3 separate regions of the Homo sapiens genome follow, and regions 2 and 3 are each linked to region 1. The links are chromatin contacts, found by Hi-C or POLR2A ChIA-PET in ENCODE. All regions are on one chromosome and are shown on one strand. Each heading gives the region's core, a stretch centred on a gene start or an enhancer-like site at or near the end of the contact. The rest is flanking DNA. Distances are from core to core; before and after follow the strand shown. Region 1 holds the start of CDIP1 (cell death inducing p53 target 1). Region 2 holds the start of EEF2KMT (eukaryotic elongation factor 2 lysine methyltransferase). Region 3 holds the start of ALG1 (ALG1 chitobiosyldiphosphodolichol beta-mannosyltransferase).

Evidence for each region. A loop is a pair of places that touch in the nucleus more often than their neighbours do. ChIA-PET counts read pairs that join two places held with the same protein, here RNA polymerase II (POLR2A). Pooled maps may share reads with other maps.
Region 2: a pooled map shows a loop between it and region 1 (13-fold over the local background). The contact joins the promoter of EEF2KMT here to the promoter of CDIP1 in region 1. A Hi-C loop is called at or near these places in 1 of 37 single-sample maps with no recorded cell type and 8 of 50 pooled maps. POLR2A ChIA-PET finds 5 or more read pairs at or near these places in 1 of 52 experiments (A673).
Region 3: a map of dorsolateral prefrontal cortex shows a loop between it and region 1 (2.6-fold over the local background). The contact joins the promoter of ALG1 here to the promoter of CDIP1 in region 1. A Hi-C loop is called at or near these places in 1 of 168 maps with a recorded cell type or tissue (dorsolateral prefrontal cortex) and 4 of 50 pooled maps. POLR2A ChIA-PET finds 5 or more read pairs at or near these places in 1 of 52 experiments (naive thymus-derived CD8-positive, alpha-beta T cell).

Annotation. Positions count from the first base shown.
Region 1 is chr16:4,535,737-4,540,735 of GRCh38, forward strand. It overlaps CDIP1 (cell death inducing p53 target 1), which reads right to left and starts at 3,037. Exons shown (of 6, transcript NM_013399.3): 1 at 2,966-3,037. It also overlaps a transcript of C16orf96 not described here. RefSeq lists an enhancer at 268-377 and silencers at 2,434-2,653, 2,664-2,953.
Region 2 is chr16:5,095,002-5,100,000 of GRCh38, forward strand. It overlaps EEF2KMT (eukaryotic elongation factor 2 lysine methyltransferase), which reads right to left and starts at 2,794. Exons shown (of 8, transcript NM_201400.4): 1 at 2,643-2,794; 2 at 451-513. The coding sequence starts at 2,738. RefSeq lists enhancers at 372-924, 2,413-3,038 and silencers at 2,475-2,634, 2,805-2,934, 3,245-3,784.
Region 3 is chr16:5,068,100-5,073,098 of GRCh38, forward strand. ALG1 (ALG1 chitobiosyldiphosphodolichol beta-mannosyltransferase) reads left to right here and starts at 3,744. Exons shown (of 13, transcript NM_019109.5): 1 at 3,744-3,958; 2 at 4,852-4,929. The coding sequence starts at 3,751. RefSeq lists enhancers at 3,774-3,833, 3,864-3,973, 4,144-4,203.

The DNA.
Region 1 (4,999 bases), core at 1,787-4,286:
CAGGAGCCACCAGACCAGTGTCTCCAAGAGTGGACAGCCCTCTGGGCATGGGGAGGTTCTGGCCCAGGCCCTAGGCGCCTCCACCTCTGCTGCACTGTATTGCAAGGTAGCCTTTACCACCTCCCACAGAGACTGTGGCTTGGAGACTCCTGACTAGGCAGAGACAGAAACAGAAACTTTTTGTGGGATCCTAGAAAGGGGCACATTTCCATTTTGAGTAATCTATTTCCAAGTCCCCTCGTGGGGGAAAGGGAACCTCCTGTCACCACTGCCGGCCTGGCTCTCTCTCTCCATCCTCCCCATGGAGCGCCAAGGTCCTCTGCAGAGCTCTCCCTGCCTGCCACCTTCTCACCAGCACTTCCTCCACCTACAGGACAGTGACATGCTATAAAATGCCACAACTTTAACTACCATATTTCCCTGTGTCTTCTATGAGTAAAAACATGTCCTTACCCTTGGAACCATGTTCCTCAAAGTGGAGACAAATTTTCACAGGGCCTATCTTTTCTCTCCCACTCAGGCAACTGAGTAGGGTGAAGGGCTGGTGTTTGTGGCTAAGGAACAAAGTACCTGGGCCCAAGGGTCTCAAAGCCACGGCCTCTAGTCCATCAACACCATGAGCTAAATTGCACTACACACCCCAGTTCCCCTAGACCTTAGAAAACACACACTGAACTGGTAGGTTCAACCTGGACAAGCTTACAGTGTAAAGAGCCGACAGGGAGTTGCAAGCTGATGACTAGCTTCAATTATTGCCAACGTGATCTGCTGGGGCAAGCTGGCCTTCGGGACGCATTCCGTTAGCTCCTTCTCAAAACAATTTTGTTCCCTGAAGTATTACTTTACATCATACAGTCAATGTTCTGCTCTTATGGTGATTCTAGAACCACGGCTGGCTGCTCTTAAATCCTTGTAAGAACTTGGGCACGGTAGCTCCTGCCTGTAATCCCAGCACTTTGGGAGGGTGAGGCAAGAGGATCACTTGAGCCCAGGAGTTAGAGACCAGCTGGGCAAAATAATGACATGCCATCTCTACAAAAAAAAAAAAAAAAAAAAATTAGCCGGGCATGGTGGGGCATGCCTGTAGTTCCAGGTACTCAGGAGGATCGCTGGAGACAAGGAGTTCAAGGCTGCAGTGAACGTCGTGACGGCACCGCTGCACTCCAGCCTGGGCCACAGAGCAAGACCCTGGCTCTAAATAAATAAATGAACCTTTGTAAGAGAACCTGTAAAGCTCTTCCCTGGTTCTCCCATCCTGTGGAAAACCTCCGAACTCCTTCAAATTCTCAAGGGTGAGAGACGGATTTCTAAATACCCAGGGCTTCCATTAAGGTAAAAACCATTAAGAAGATAAAAAAGTCAAACCCAATAAACAACAATTCTAAGACTCTAATTAATGACATGCATGCTTATTTGGGAGGGAAAGGCACTGATATCTGCAACTTACTTTGACACAAAAAACAAGAGGGACTGCTGGTTGGACAAATATGTGATGAAATACAATAAAGTGTTAACTCTACATTCTAGGTGGTGGTCTGTGGGTGTTCACTGTAAAATTCCTTCAACTTTTGTATGTTTCACGTTTTTCGTAACTGAATGTGTAGAGGGGGAGTCTTCTGAGACTGGCAAGTGACTGGGCATAACCTTTCCGATTAAGGGCAGAGGGCAAGGCAGAGCTGGCACGCCTCCCTCCACCCAGTTCTACCTAGATCGGCCCCAAGGGAAGCAGCAAAGAACCCAGGAGAGCAGTAACTTGCCCGGGCACCGCCCCGCCCAGCATCAGGCCCCAGAATACAGAAGAAACTGGCAGAAACACTATGGAACGTCCCTGCCCCCGGGCCCGCCAACCCCCTCACTGGGACAGGTTCTCAGCCCCAGCTGCGCCCGGGAATGATCTGGGGAGCCTACTAAATGCAGATTCCTGGGCAGCGCGACGGAACTACAGCATCCCAACACCTGGGGTGGGCCCCAGGAATCTGCCCGTTTCCCAAGAGCCCCAGGTGGTTCTGACGCAGAGGATCTTGAGCCCACCTTTGGAGGAACTCACAGCCACTCGCCCCACCTCATCTAACACCTGTTGAGAAGCCCCCCAAGGAACTCGCTAAGCCAAGGTCCTCGAAGGCGCGACTCCTAGCCCCAAGCTAGGCCAGGCCGTCGCCATCTCCGCCGGGGATGCGCGGCCGAGCGCCACATCCCGACTCCACACGTCGGCGAGCCGGGCGCGGGTGCAGGACACTGCTGGGCTCCGGGACGGCCAAGGTCACCCGCGGGGCTCGGCAGGGGCTGGCTCGGCCACGGGGCTCCTCCTCGACCCCCTTTCCTTGAGAAAACAACTCCCACCCCTCCCCTCCCCGTCTCGCCCTGCAAGACGGAGATGGCAATTTCCACAACCTTCCCTGACGGAAAAACGTGCGGGCGAGCAGGCTGCCATTCCGGGCGCACAACCCCGCGGCACACAGCGGGGCGCCCGCCCGGGCCCCGCCACCGCAGCGGCTTCGACATCCCCAGGGCCGCGCTAGGTCTCGGCAGCGCCCTGAGGGGAGGACGGGCCCCGCCATGCCGCGCCCCAACCGCCGGCCCCGCTTTACCTCCAGAAGCCCGGTGCCCGAGGCCGGCCGAAAGCGGAGAGGGGCCCGGGTCCGGACAGGCGCCGGCAGAACAAGACCCTCAGCCCCGCGCGGCTTTGCGCGCACAACGAAACCCCCCAACCCACCGCCCACCCCACCGCCCAGAGGCTTCTAGGACTTGTAGTCCGCCCGGTCACCCCCCCCACCACAACCCGCTCTGAGAGGCTGGGGACTACGGTGCCCGGCATGCACCGCCCAGGCGCCGCGGGCGGGGGCGGGGAGGGGGCGCCACGGTCCGAGGTCACGCCCCGACCTGAGGAGAGCTGGCGCCCAGACCCTTCCCCCGGGGAGGAGGGCTCCCGCGCGAAGCCGTCTCCGAATGCGTCCAGTCGACTCACCGTCCCCGCAGCCCTGGGGCAGCGGCCGCAACAGCAGGACCGAACGCCTCGGCAGCTGGCAGTCGCACTTCTGTCACAAGGAGGCGGGTAGACTTTGGACCAGGGCCGAGGCCCGGGACGTCACGGTGGGGGGTGGGGTCTCGGGAGGCACGTGATGCGCCGTGATGACGTCAGTGGGAGCGGAGGCGATTTGGCCTAGAGCTGGGGCTGAGCACGTGGGATGGTCGGGGCCTGTTTGCCCAATGTACACGAGGCTGGAGAATAGGGAAAGAACCGTCCCTGTGAGCGCCTCCTCTTCACTCATGCCAGCAACAGGGCAGGGCATCTTCCTCCAGGGCTGCATTTTTTCTTTTATGCGACTAATATTTATTGAGTTTGGGAGGTGCATTACATAAAACCTTGAACCACACGGTCACTGTCCCTGCGCTTGAAACTGCCTTTGCAAAAATTACAACAGAAAATTATGACAGTGAAAGAGAGCTGACCTAACCCACTCCATCTTGCTTCTAACCTCCAGGTTGTCCTTGTTCATTCCTAGGCATAGGCAGAACTAACTTTGGGAGCAACTTAGTTTATAGTTTAATATTGAAACAAAGATAGTTAACAGCCCTTTCCCAAAACAAACCCCCTTGTTGCCTGAGAACCAGGCTTCCTTTGTAAGAGTAACACGTTAGCTACAAGATTAGACATTATAGTTTAGGGCCCAGCTCAGTGGCTAACGCCTGTAATCCCAGCACTTTGGAAGGCTGACGCAGGTGGATCACTTGAGGTCAGGAGTTTGAGACCAGCCTGGCCAACATGGTGAAACCATGTCTCTATTTAAAAATACAAAAATTAGCCGGGTATGGTGGCACGCACCTGTAATCCCAACTACTAGGGAGGCTGAAGCCCAAAAATTGCTTGAACCCGAGAGATGGAGGTTGCAGTGAGCTGAGATTATGCCTCTGCACTCCAGCCTGAGCAAGAGACTGAGACTCCATCTCAAAAAAAGAAAGAAAGAAAGAAATTACGGTTTAGGAGTCATGCACCCAGAGGCCACAAGATTCTAAACCTCCCCAGTTGATCCTAGGTATAATATCACTATTGTAAAACCTAAGATTGGTACTCTTAGGTGTTTTTCTGACCCTGCAGTCTGATGCACCAGCCAAGGCCACCTAGAGCTGTAATCTGACTCAACCAGTTCTTGCATCCTTCAACACCCTGTGATTTCATCTCCCACCCCACCAATCAGCACTCCCTACTCCTTGGCAGCTTATCTACCAAATTACCCTTTAAAAACTCTAGGCTCTGAATTTCCAGGGAGACTGATTTGAGTAATGAAACTTTGGTCTCCCATTCAGCCAGCTCTGTGTGGATTAAACTCTTTCTCTATTGCAGTTCCCCTGTCTTGATACATTGGCTCTATCTGGGCAGCCAGGAAGAAGAACCCACTGGGTGGCTACTTGCTCAGGTACTTCCTTTGTTACAGACAGTATACAAGGAAACCACAAAATGCCCAGGACTGTGAAGGAGAGGAAGGGACGCCCTAACAGAGTTACGGGGTGGTGCCACTAGACAGGTTGGTTAGAAAAGGCCTCTCAGAGGAGGCGATGCTGAGGCAGGGGCATGAAATTGAAAAGACATTCTATTCTGGAAGGGCATTCCAGAGGGAGGGATTGCCTTGGGTGAGAGAGTCAGAAAGGTGAGGATGTCAGTGGGGCAGGCTGGATCCAAGTCATGTTGAGATTTGTAGGTCATTTTAAGAACTCTGGCCAGGCGTGGTGGCTCATGCCTGTAACCCCAGCACTTTGGGAGGCCGAGGCAGGCAGATCACTTGAGGTCAGGAGTTTGAGACCAGCCTGGCCAACACAGTGAAACCCCGTCTCTACTAAAAATACAAAAATTAGCCCGGCATACACGCCTGTAATCCCAGCTATTCGGGAGGCTGAGGCAGGAGAATTGCTTGAACCTAGGAGGCAGAGGTTGCAGTGAGCCAAGATCACACCACTGCTCTCCAGCCTGGGAGACAGAGCAAAACTCTCTCAAAATAAAATA
Region 2 (4,999 bases), core at 1,544-4,043, 560 kb after region 1:
CCTCTCACCTGCAGGCAGATGCACTTGAGTCCAAACCCCACCCTGGGCAAAGCAAGGGCCCATTTAGGTCTAGAGGAGACAGGAGTGGGCAGGACAGGCCTCATGAAAGCAAAAAAGAAAGTCTCTGAACATCAACCAAATGCTAGAAGCTGTTTTGCACCTGTCATCTCTGTTTTTGCTGTGGATGGTTTAAAAAACATTCCCTAGATTCCCCCCTCTCATTGCAGGTTTTTGTATATTCTGAAGTCTTTGTCTAAGTCTTAAATAGAAAACGAAAGCGCTGGAGCTGTCAGAGGTGCTGACACCCACCTGCAGTGCTGACTCAATGGTTTTGTTTTTTGAACAGGGGTGTTTTTAAAGGGTACAAGCACACCTGCAGTTCTTCTCTCAGGTCTTCTGGAGAGATTCAGGAGGCAGGGTCATGAGTCCCAGGGACTCTGGGATTCTTACCTTGTGCAAAATATCCCGCAGCAGCTCAGAATCTGATGAGTCTCTTAACTTTGCTTCTAAGCTCTGTGTGGAGGGGAAAGAGAGAAATCTCAAGGGCGCATTCACAGGAACATTAAACACGCAATAGAATGTGTTGGCAAAGCGCTGTGTGATCCCTCCCTGGGGACGTGGAGCCAGTTGGAAGTGGAAGCCACAGCGGCTGAAAGCCTGACATTCAGATGTCGCAGGGTGCACCTGGATGAGTCACAGGAAGAAGGCTGACTTTTGGCCACATTAGTCCTGGCTACTTAGCGGCCACCCGGGTCATGGGCCAGCTCCCTGGTTGCACTGCTCAGCCAGGAATTACCAGGGCAGCCATGGCACCAAGGTTTGATGGGCTTGCCATCTAAGTGGAGATGCAGAATGTGCCCATACCAGCCTGAGTTACATTATCCTCTTACAGGGGCCTCAAGCCCAGCAGCGAGCCTTGGCTCCCGAGTTAGGCAGACTGTCTCGGCTGGTATGTGACACAGGGCAAGGCACTTCATTGCTTCAGAGCTCCCTCCATGCCATAAAAGGCCCTACAAGACCTGGTCCTAATCCCTCTCTCTGGCCTGTTCTCCCTCACCCCTGGCCCACCCTGCTCACTCCACTCCAGCCACACTGGCTGCCTTGGTGTTGTTCCTCAACCACAGCTGGCTTGTTTCCACCACAGGGCCTTTGCATATCCTGTTCCCCAAGCCCTTCCCATGGCTGGCTGCTTCACCACTCAGGCCCCAGTTCAAATGCCACCTCTTTGGGGAAGGCTTCCCTGATTCCCTGACTTTGGTGACTCTTCTTCCCAGTTCCCGCATTCACTATTTCCCTGTTTTATTGGCTTTAAAGCCACTGTCATCTGGTCTTTTCTTGTTTATTTATTTGTTTATTCTCTGGCTCTCCCATGCAAGCAGAGCCTCATCTGTCATGGGTACTGCTGATCCATGGTGCCTGGCTCACAGAAGGCATTTATTAAACATTTTGAGACTGAATAAAAACACTAGCTAACACCAACATGTATTTACCATGAGCCAGGCACTGATCCACAGGCTTTTGTACTCAACCCTGACAACAACCCTAAGAGGTAGGTATCATTATATCCCCCATTTTATTAATAAGAAAACAGCACAGAGAGATGCAGTCACTTGCCCAAGGTCACACAGGGCCAGGGGCTGGGCCAGGATTCGAAGCAGACAGGCTGTCTCCTGGGTCTGAACTCTCAACTACTGCACCCTAATCAAACAATCCCTCTGGTCAAATGTGAGTGGTAATAATAGTACCCACCTCGTGGGTGTTGAGGGTGAGCCCAAGTTAGCATTCAGCGTGGGCATGTGAACAATTACAGTCAATACTGAATGGAGACCTATGATGCTTTTATGAAGGTTTCTATTTTGGGTTAAAAATGCACGAATTTCTCTTGACCAGAAATGATCTCTGAGTGCAAATATTTTATGTCAATGGAATAACGCAAATGATTAAGCAACACCCCATAAAATGGGGCAGACCCAGGGAGGAATATATATCCAAACTCACTCATCCCAGTGAGCTCACCGCACATGAATTACAAATGAGGCCGGGTGCATTAAGCCCCTCTGCTGGCAGAAGGGAGGCTGCTGCCTGCCATGGGCCTGTGCTGAGAATGGCAGGTCCCCAGGGCGAGGAGAGGCCACCCCCTTCTCTGTCTCTTCCATCACAGGCGTGACAGCCTCAGAGCATGAGCCGATTCTGTGCAGTGCTCAACATACAGATGAGAATACTGAGGCACGAGGGACAGCCTGTGACCCGGTCACCGCGCTCAGGAGGACGTGGTTACCTGCGGTCCTGACGGCGCTGACTTTTTAGAATGGGCGAGGGCAGCTGTGTCCCAGTGACCAGAACGATTACTGCCTTTAAAAAGTCGTGAAAATGATCGTGAACTGTACCCCACACCGAGCGCGCGTCTGCCCCCCAAGGCTGTGGAGACGCCCCCAGCTTCCCCCGCCAGCTCGCGGGGCAGGAGGGGTGCGAGCGACTCTGGCCAGGCCCCAGGGACGGGGACCGGGTCGCGCGGCCCTGACCGGCGGGAGCCCAGGAACTCACGTGGCGGGAGCGCCAGGGGCTTCAGCACGGAGACCCGTCCCGTCTGCCCCTGGACTCCCGCGAGCCCCGCGGGCCTCTCCGCTCGCCCCGCCGCCCACCTGCCAGGGGAAGGAGCGCAGTGTGCGTGCCGCCAGGAAGCGGCGCTCGAAACTCTGCAGCAAGAGTTCGGTCCCCGCGTTCTCCTCGGGCGCCATGACGTGGGCGGGGCCGCAGCGTTGCCGGCAGACCGGGCGGAAGCCCGGCCTGGACTGAAGAGGGGGCGGGCCCAGGGCAGTGAGCGGGGGCAGAGAGGGGGCGGGGCCCGGGGGTCCCCCGGGGGTCAGGAGGAACGTCGTGGGGGCGGACTCTAGGGCGGGGCCAGGATGATTGTTATGAGGGCGGGGCCTGGGGTGGGGCCAGGATAAGCGTCGTTGGGGCAGGTCCTGGGTAGGGGGCAGGTCCTGGGTAGAGTCCAGGTTGGCGGGTCCTGGGGCGGGGCCAGGATAGGGCGATCCTGGAAGCTGGGCTTCAGAAGCGTCCAGGTTGGTGGCGTCCTGGAGGCGGGGCCTTGCGTGGGGGCAGGATAAGAGTCCTGGAGGCGGGCATTAGGGCAGGGATAAACGCCATTGGGTTCAGGAGGCGAGACTCGGAGCAGAGCCCAGGAGACAGGTCTTAGGGCGGCGCTAAGGCCAGACCCAGAGAAGAGCTCAGGAGGCGGGGCCGGGGCGGGGCGTTGACTATGTCGTAGCACATGGCCAGGCGGTGCTCGGACTCTGGGAGGCGGAGCTTAGGACGGGCCGACGTGGGGAGGGGCCCAGGGTCCGGGAGGCGGGGCCGAGTCCGGGCTGCGGGCTGCGCTCAGGAGGCGGGCCCTGGGAGGCGGAGCTTAGGGAGGGGCCGGTGTCGGGAGGGACCCAGGGACTGGGAGGCCGGTCGGGGCTGGGCTCAGGGGCCGAGACCTAGCTGGGCTTGGGGCGGGGCCGAGACGGAGCGAGGGGTCCAGGGCGTGGGAAACGGGGAGGGGTTTGAGGAGGGGATCGGAATGTGGCTCAAGTTCGGGAGGCGTTACCTGTGGAGGGTTTGAGGCAGGCCCAGCAGCGAGGCCACGGTCTGCCGACGCGGGGCCAGGGGCGGGCCCCAGGATCCGGAGCTTAGGGCGGGGCCGAGTCCGGGTTTGGGGACCGGGAGGCGGGGCCGGTTAGGGCGAGGGTCCCTGGGATCGTCGGGTCAGGCCTTGGGCCAACGTAGGCACTCTCGCAGTTCCTCCGCCTTCAGGAAGGTCTTTTTGGCAGGGGCCCTACGGGTGCGCGCTTCGGTCCTGGAGGCCTTATCCAAGCCTCCTCTCCATCAGCGCCACCCGTCTGGGGTCCGAAAGGAGGGAGCTTTCCCTCTGTCCCCCAGCCTTTGGACTGTCACCAAACAAGCCATTCGTTCACCAAATACTTATTAAGCGCCTACCAGGTACCTGACAAGGGAGATGTAACGGTGAGAAAAACTAGGTGTGGTCCAGGCCCTCCAGGGGCTCAGGGGCTCGTGGAAGAAGTGGACATTGAAGTATTTATCACACAAATGAGTATAAAAGTACAATAGCGATATCTGCCACGAAGGCGAGCAGACAGAGCTAGCGGGGCTTGCAGGAGGAGTTTTGATCTTGCAGGGACAGGAAGGAGGAGTTAGCTCCTGCGGGGTGGGATTGGGGGTGGTGGTGATATAGACGTGGGGACAGAGTGGAAAACAACAAAAATATAATTAATTTAGTTCAAAGTTATTGTGTCTTGAGTTGAAAGGCAGGGCAGTTAGCAACACAGTTCAGATTTCAGTACTGCCCCTGAAATCTGAACTGTGTTCAAAGTCTAAAACGTTTACCTTAGCAAATCCCTCATAAAACTCCATTTGGAAGAGTCCCGAGAGCTAATTTGTAAAGTATACTTGCAGAAGGTAGATGAGGAGACAGATTAAATCTTATTACCTCTTTCAGATGAGAGGCTCTTGAGCCCTGCTCAGCTATGAGAATAAGAGGGGAATTAATTCTAATAGAATACACTTGTTCTCGCATAGCTGTTGTTCCCCACCAGAACCAAATGAGCTCAAGATCTGACAAAGAAAAAAAAAAAGGTTCATCTTTTATTCCCCCAAACACTTTCATTTAAATCAAGAGGGTGGGATGTGGTTATTGCTGTGTTTTTAGACAGAATCAACAGTTTCTGGGTCTGAGATATTGCATACACCCTCTCAGTCCCTGTATCCTGAGATAGAGTCACCTGATAATCCACAGCAAGTCCTAACCAGGGATGGGTCTGGGTGCTTAAGGAAGGTTGGCTTCAGAACTGGGCCAGGGGCACTGCTTTGCTTTTGCTGTTTTGATCAGCTCTCTGCCTGCAGGAGACAAGGAAAACCAATGGTAACAAGTTAGTTACACTCATAAATCCTGGGCTTATTTTATTAACTCACATAATAGCTATTAATTGCCTTTCCT
Region 3 (4,999 bases), core at 2,494-4,993, 530 kb after region 1:
CTGTGTCTATGGTTTGACCTACGGTGGATATTTCATATAAATGGAATCATACAATGCGTGGCTTTTTGTGTCTGGCTTCTCTCACTCAGCGTGATGTTTTCAAGGTTCATCTGTGTTGTAGCACATGTCAGTACTTTATTCTTTTTTATGGATGAATAATATCATCTCCCGGGGAAGCCCCTCCTGCTCTGATGATTTAAGAGGATGAGGACTATGGAGATGACAAACCAAAAGTAGACACCTAGGCCGGGCATGGTGGCTCATACCTGTAATCCCAGCACTTTGAGAGGCTGAGGCGGGGAGATCACTTGAGGTCAGGAGTTCAAGACCAACATGGCCAACGTGGTGAAACCCTGTCTTTACTAAAAATACAAAAATTAGCCAGGCGTGGTGGCACGCAACTCTAATCCCAGCTACTTGGGAGGCTGAGGCAAGAGAATCACTTGAACCTGGGAGGCAGAGGTTGCAGTGAGCCGAGATGGGGCCACTGCACTGCAGCCTGGGTAACAGAGTGAGACTCTGTCTCAAAATATAAAATGAAATGAAATGAAATGAAATATAAAATAAAATAAAATAAAATAAAATAAAATAAAATAAAATAAAATGAAAACAAGACACCTGGAGCAGGGCGTGGTGGCTCACACCTGTAATCCCAGCACTTTGGGAGGCTGAGGTGGGCGGATCACTTGAGGTTATGAGTTTGAGACCATCCTGGCCAACATGGTGAAACCCCGACTCCACTAAACATACAAAACTTAGCCAGGCGTGATGGTGCAGGGCTGTAATCCCAGCTACTAGGGAGGCTGAGGCAGGAGAATCACTTGAACCTGGGAGGTGGAGGTTGCAGTGAGCCGAGACGGCACCCCTGCACTCCAGCCTGGACGACAGAGTGAGACTCCATCTCAAAACAAACAAACAAACAAGCAAACAAGGAGACACCTGGGAAACCTCGGGTGGGAGGCTGTGGGAGCTGTGGACAGACCGCATTCTGTTCATCACTCATCCACTGATGAGCCTCTGGATTGTTTCCATGATTTGATTCTTGTGGACAGTACTGATGTTTGTTTACAAGTTTTTGTTCGAAAACCTGTTTTTCATTCTCCTGGGTGTATACGTGGGAATGCCATTGCTGTGTCACGTGATAATTCTATGTTGAACCTAATGAGGGACCATACGACTGTTTTCCACAGTGGCTGGGCCATTTACGTGCCCACTGGCAGAAGATGAGGGTTCCTTATGTACTGCCCCATGAAATTTTATTTTACTTGTTTATTTTTTTGAGACAGGGTCTCGCTTTGTCACTTAGGCTGGAGTGCAGTGGTATGATCATGGTTCACTGCAGCCTCGACCTCCCTGGGCTCAGGTGATCTTCCCACCTCAGTCTCCCGAGTAGCTGGGACTATAGGCACACGCCACCACCATTTTTTGGGTATTCTTTGTAGAGATGGGGTTTCACTATGGTGCCCAGGCTGGTCTTGAACTCCTGGGCTCAAGTGATCCTTCCGCCTCAGCGTCCCAAAGTGCTGGGATTACAGGCATGAGCCACTGCTTTCAGCCTTCATAAAATTTTAATACTGCAGATATACTGCATGCTTGTGTATTGTATCATTATCTGTGCTTTATACATAAAAAGGGTAAGGATGTTTTGCTCCCCAAGAGCCATTTTTGCCCCCTTGGGAGCACCACTGGGAACAGAGGTTCTAGGGGAAGCTTGTCATTGTCATTACTTCTGTTAATCCTTGATCACCCCTCAAGTGGGTGCTCAGTCAACTTGAACAAAATCTGAGGCTCCAAGGGAGATTGAGTGACTTATCCATATATCCTCTTGATTGTTGGAAAGACTGGATCTCATGTGGAATGGATGCCAAGTGAGAAAGCCGGACAGGTGGGCTGGCCCAGCTATGAAACCGCCCCCCTGCTGGGGATGGCTCCGTCCCCTCTCTCCAGGAGACACCACGGCAACTCCCTCCCCGACGGAGGTTCACCTACCAGAGGGAGGCATCTACTTTTGGTTTGTCATCACCATAGTCTTTATCCTCTTAGCTCATCAGAGCAGGACAGGCTCTCAAAGACTTGAAGTTCCCCTCCCTTAATTCACAGACGAAGAAAGCAAATTGATGGGGAGTGACTCGCCCGAGGTGGAGCAGGAAAGCCAGGAGTCCTGAGGCTGAGGTCCCAGATCCCTACCTGTCCCATTACAGAGCGTCGACAGAGTTGGGCAGGCGATGTGTCACAGGCCTCCACCCCAGCACACGCAACCTGGAGGCAGGGGCCTCGCTGGGAACTGGAGGATAAATGCCGCTGCCAGCATGTTTGTATGCCCATCCCTGCTGTCTGCAGATACTTACTCGTCCTTCCTTTCCTTCTGAAAGCTCGGGTTTCAAGGTCTGGCTTAAGGCGTGAGCTGTCCCTTCTGAATCCATAGAAAGGGAGTGATGGGGCAATTGTGAAAAGCAGATGCAAAGTGTGCCAAGCCCTGAGCTGAGCCCAGGGACACTGGGGAGCCACATCCATGTGGGCTACCCTGTCCCGTGGGTGCTGCCTGTGGTCCTCATCAGGGGAGGAGTCTTGTTTGTTTGTTGAATACGGTCTGGGTGGTGGCTCTCCAGGTTCTGCGGCAGCTCCCAAGTGGAGGCAATGGGGTAGCATCACCAGTGAGCTCTTGGTGTTTCTCTGCAAGGGACCGCTTTCAAAGAAAAAAGGTCATGATACGGTTTGGCTGTGTCCCCACCCAAATCTCATCTTGAATTCCCATGTGTTGTGTGGAAGGGACCCAGTGGGAGGTAACTGAATCATGGGGTCAGGTGTTTCCCGTGCCGTTCTCGTGATAGTGAATAAGCCTCACGAGACCTGATTGTTTTATAAAAAGGAGTTTTCCTGCAGAAGCTCTCTTTTTGCCTGCTGCCATCTATGTAAGAGGTGACTTGCTCCTCCTTGCCTTCTGCCATGATGGTGAGGCCTTCCCAGCCATGTGGACCTGTAAGTCCATGAAACCTCTTTCTTATGTAAAGTGCTCAGTCTCGGGTATGTCTTTATCAGCAGCATGAAAACGGACTAATACAGGCCATCGCAGAGACACACATTAAACTCTCACTATGGCTACTTTGGGAGGTGAAATTGGAGGGTCACTGTGGAAATTTCCTTTCTAGCCATTGATACTTAAGCAAAATCATGATGGTGTTTACTTCCTTGTTTGTCCTTCCCCCTCTCTACCTTTTAAATGTTTTATTAAGTGTGATGTACACCCTGGAAAATGGGCAGGTAATCTGCTGCTTGAGGTACCGCCCCAAATGCAGCACACCCACATTACCAGCACCAGATCCAGAAGCAGAACCCACCAGCCCCTAACTTCTAACAGCGAGGACTGGTTTTTATTTACATAGACGGAACTCTACAATTCGTACTCGTCAGCATCTGGCTCCTTTATCAATGTTAGGATGAAATTTATCCAAATTCTTGTGTCACTATATTTTGAAATTATCTTTGAATCCTGAAGAGAGTTCTTAGATCCCAATACAGTAACAGCTTTACTTTAGTCGGGGAAATACACTGGTGTGTAGGGAATCTGGTGTATGTGCGTGTGTCCTACTACTACTAATTCTTGGCCCCGAGGGGCTCCTGGGGGTTCCCCGGGCCCCTGTTAGGGAACCGCGTCCACTTCTCGCCCTCTCGGCCCACTTCGGAGGCTCGGTCTGCGGCTGCGCACAGCGCGAGGAAGCGCGGTCACGTGACTGCTGCGGGCCAGCCAAGATGGCGGCCTCATGCTTGGTCCTGCTGGCGCTGTGTCTGCTGCTGCCGCTGCTGCTGCTGGGAGGATGGAAGCGCTGGCGCCGGGGGCGGGCGGCCCGGCATGTAGTAGCGGTGGTGCTGGGCGACGTGGGCCGCAGCCCCCGTATGCAGTACCACGCGCTGTCGTTGGCCATGCACGGCTTCTCGGTGACCCTCCTGGGGTTCTGCAGTGAGTGGCCAAGGGTCTGGGAGGGACGATGCTCTCTCAGCCGTTGATCCTCGGTTCTAACCGCCCCGGGGAGTCGAGGCGGAAGTGCTCCTTTAGTCGCCGCCTTTGGGCAGCTCTCCGAGATTAGACGAGCGGTTCTGCCCCAGCCTTTCCTGGGTGGGTCTCTAGGTATAGCCGGCGTTAATCTTGCCACGTGTCAGAAGTGTGTTAAGTGAATCCATTGCGTGGTCTCACGTAATTCTCCTAGTAAGTGGAACCCAGGTGCGTGGAACTCCAGGGCTAGTGCTGGTAGCTACGTCCCTGTGCAGCTACCCTTGTCAGGCTATGTCTGAGCTGACAGGATATTTCATTCCTCATCCCTCAACGCAGAGCTCTGCAGACAGATGTTTTCATTTGTTCTTCATGTCCAGCTTTTCCCCACAGTGTGCAGGGCAGCGGTGTCTGCTCCCTCATTATTCTCCACGTTGGTATCTTGAGAGGGTAGCTCAACCCCATCTCAGGAAGAAGTGGGAACAGCACTAGTTGCCTTTAATCCCTGTTTAGAATCTGCTATCCTAGGGTGATGGGGTAGAGTGGGACTTCCTAGGGATGGCTCTGTGGTGGGAAAATTCCACTATCCAGACAATCTAGATTAGTTTAATTGAGCACCTACTGTTTGCCAGGCATCATGTTAAGTGAAGGTAGGTAAGATTCAGGCCCTATCTCTGTGTGCCTCCTAGAGCAATCTGAACAAGAATTGGCCGCATTCTCTGTTCTGGCTAGTGAGGAGCAGAGAGAGGTTTTGAAATATCTTACTTTCCAAAACACTGTCCGTGATTCAGCCTGAGTTGGGAGATTATCTGACTTTAGATTGCTGCTTCTGGTACATTAAAGGGATCATTCTCATTTTTCAGACTCCAAACCCCATGATGAGCTCTTGCAGAACAACAGAATTCAGATTGTGGGGTTGACAGAACTTCAGAGTCTTGCAGGTAGGATGCCGTCAACTCCAGAATCCTCTGAATCCATGGGCTGGGGGCAGGGGGTGTTCGTTTGAAAAGC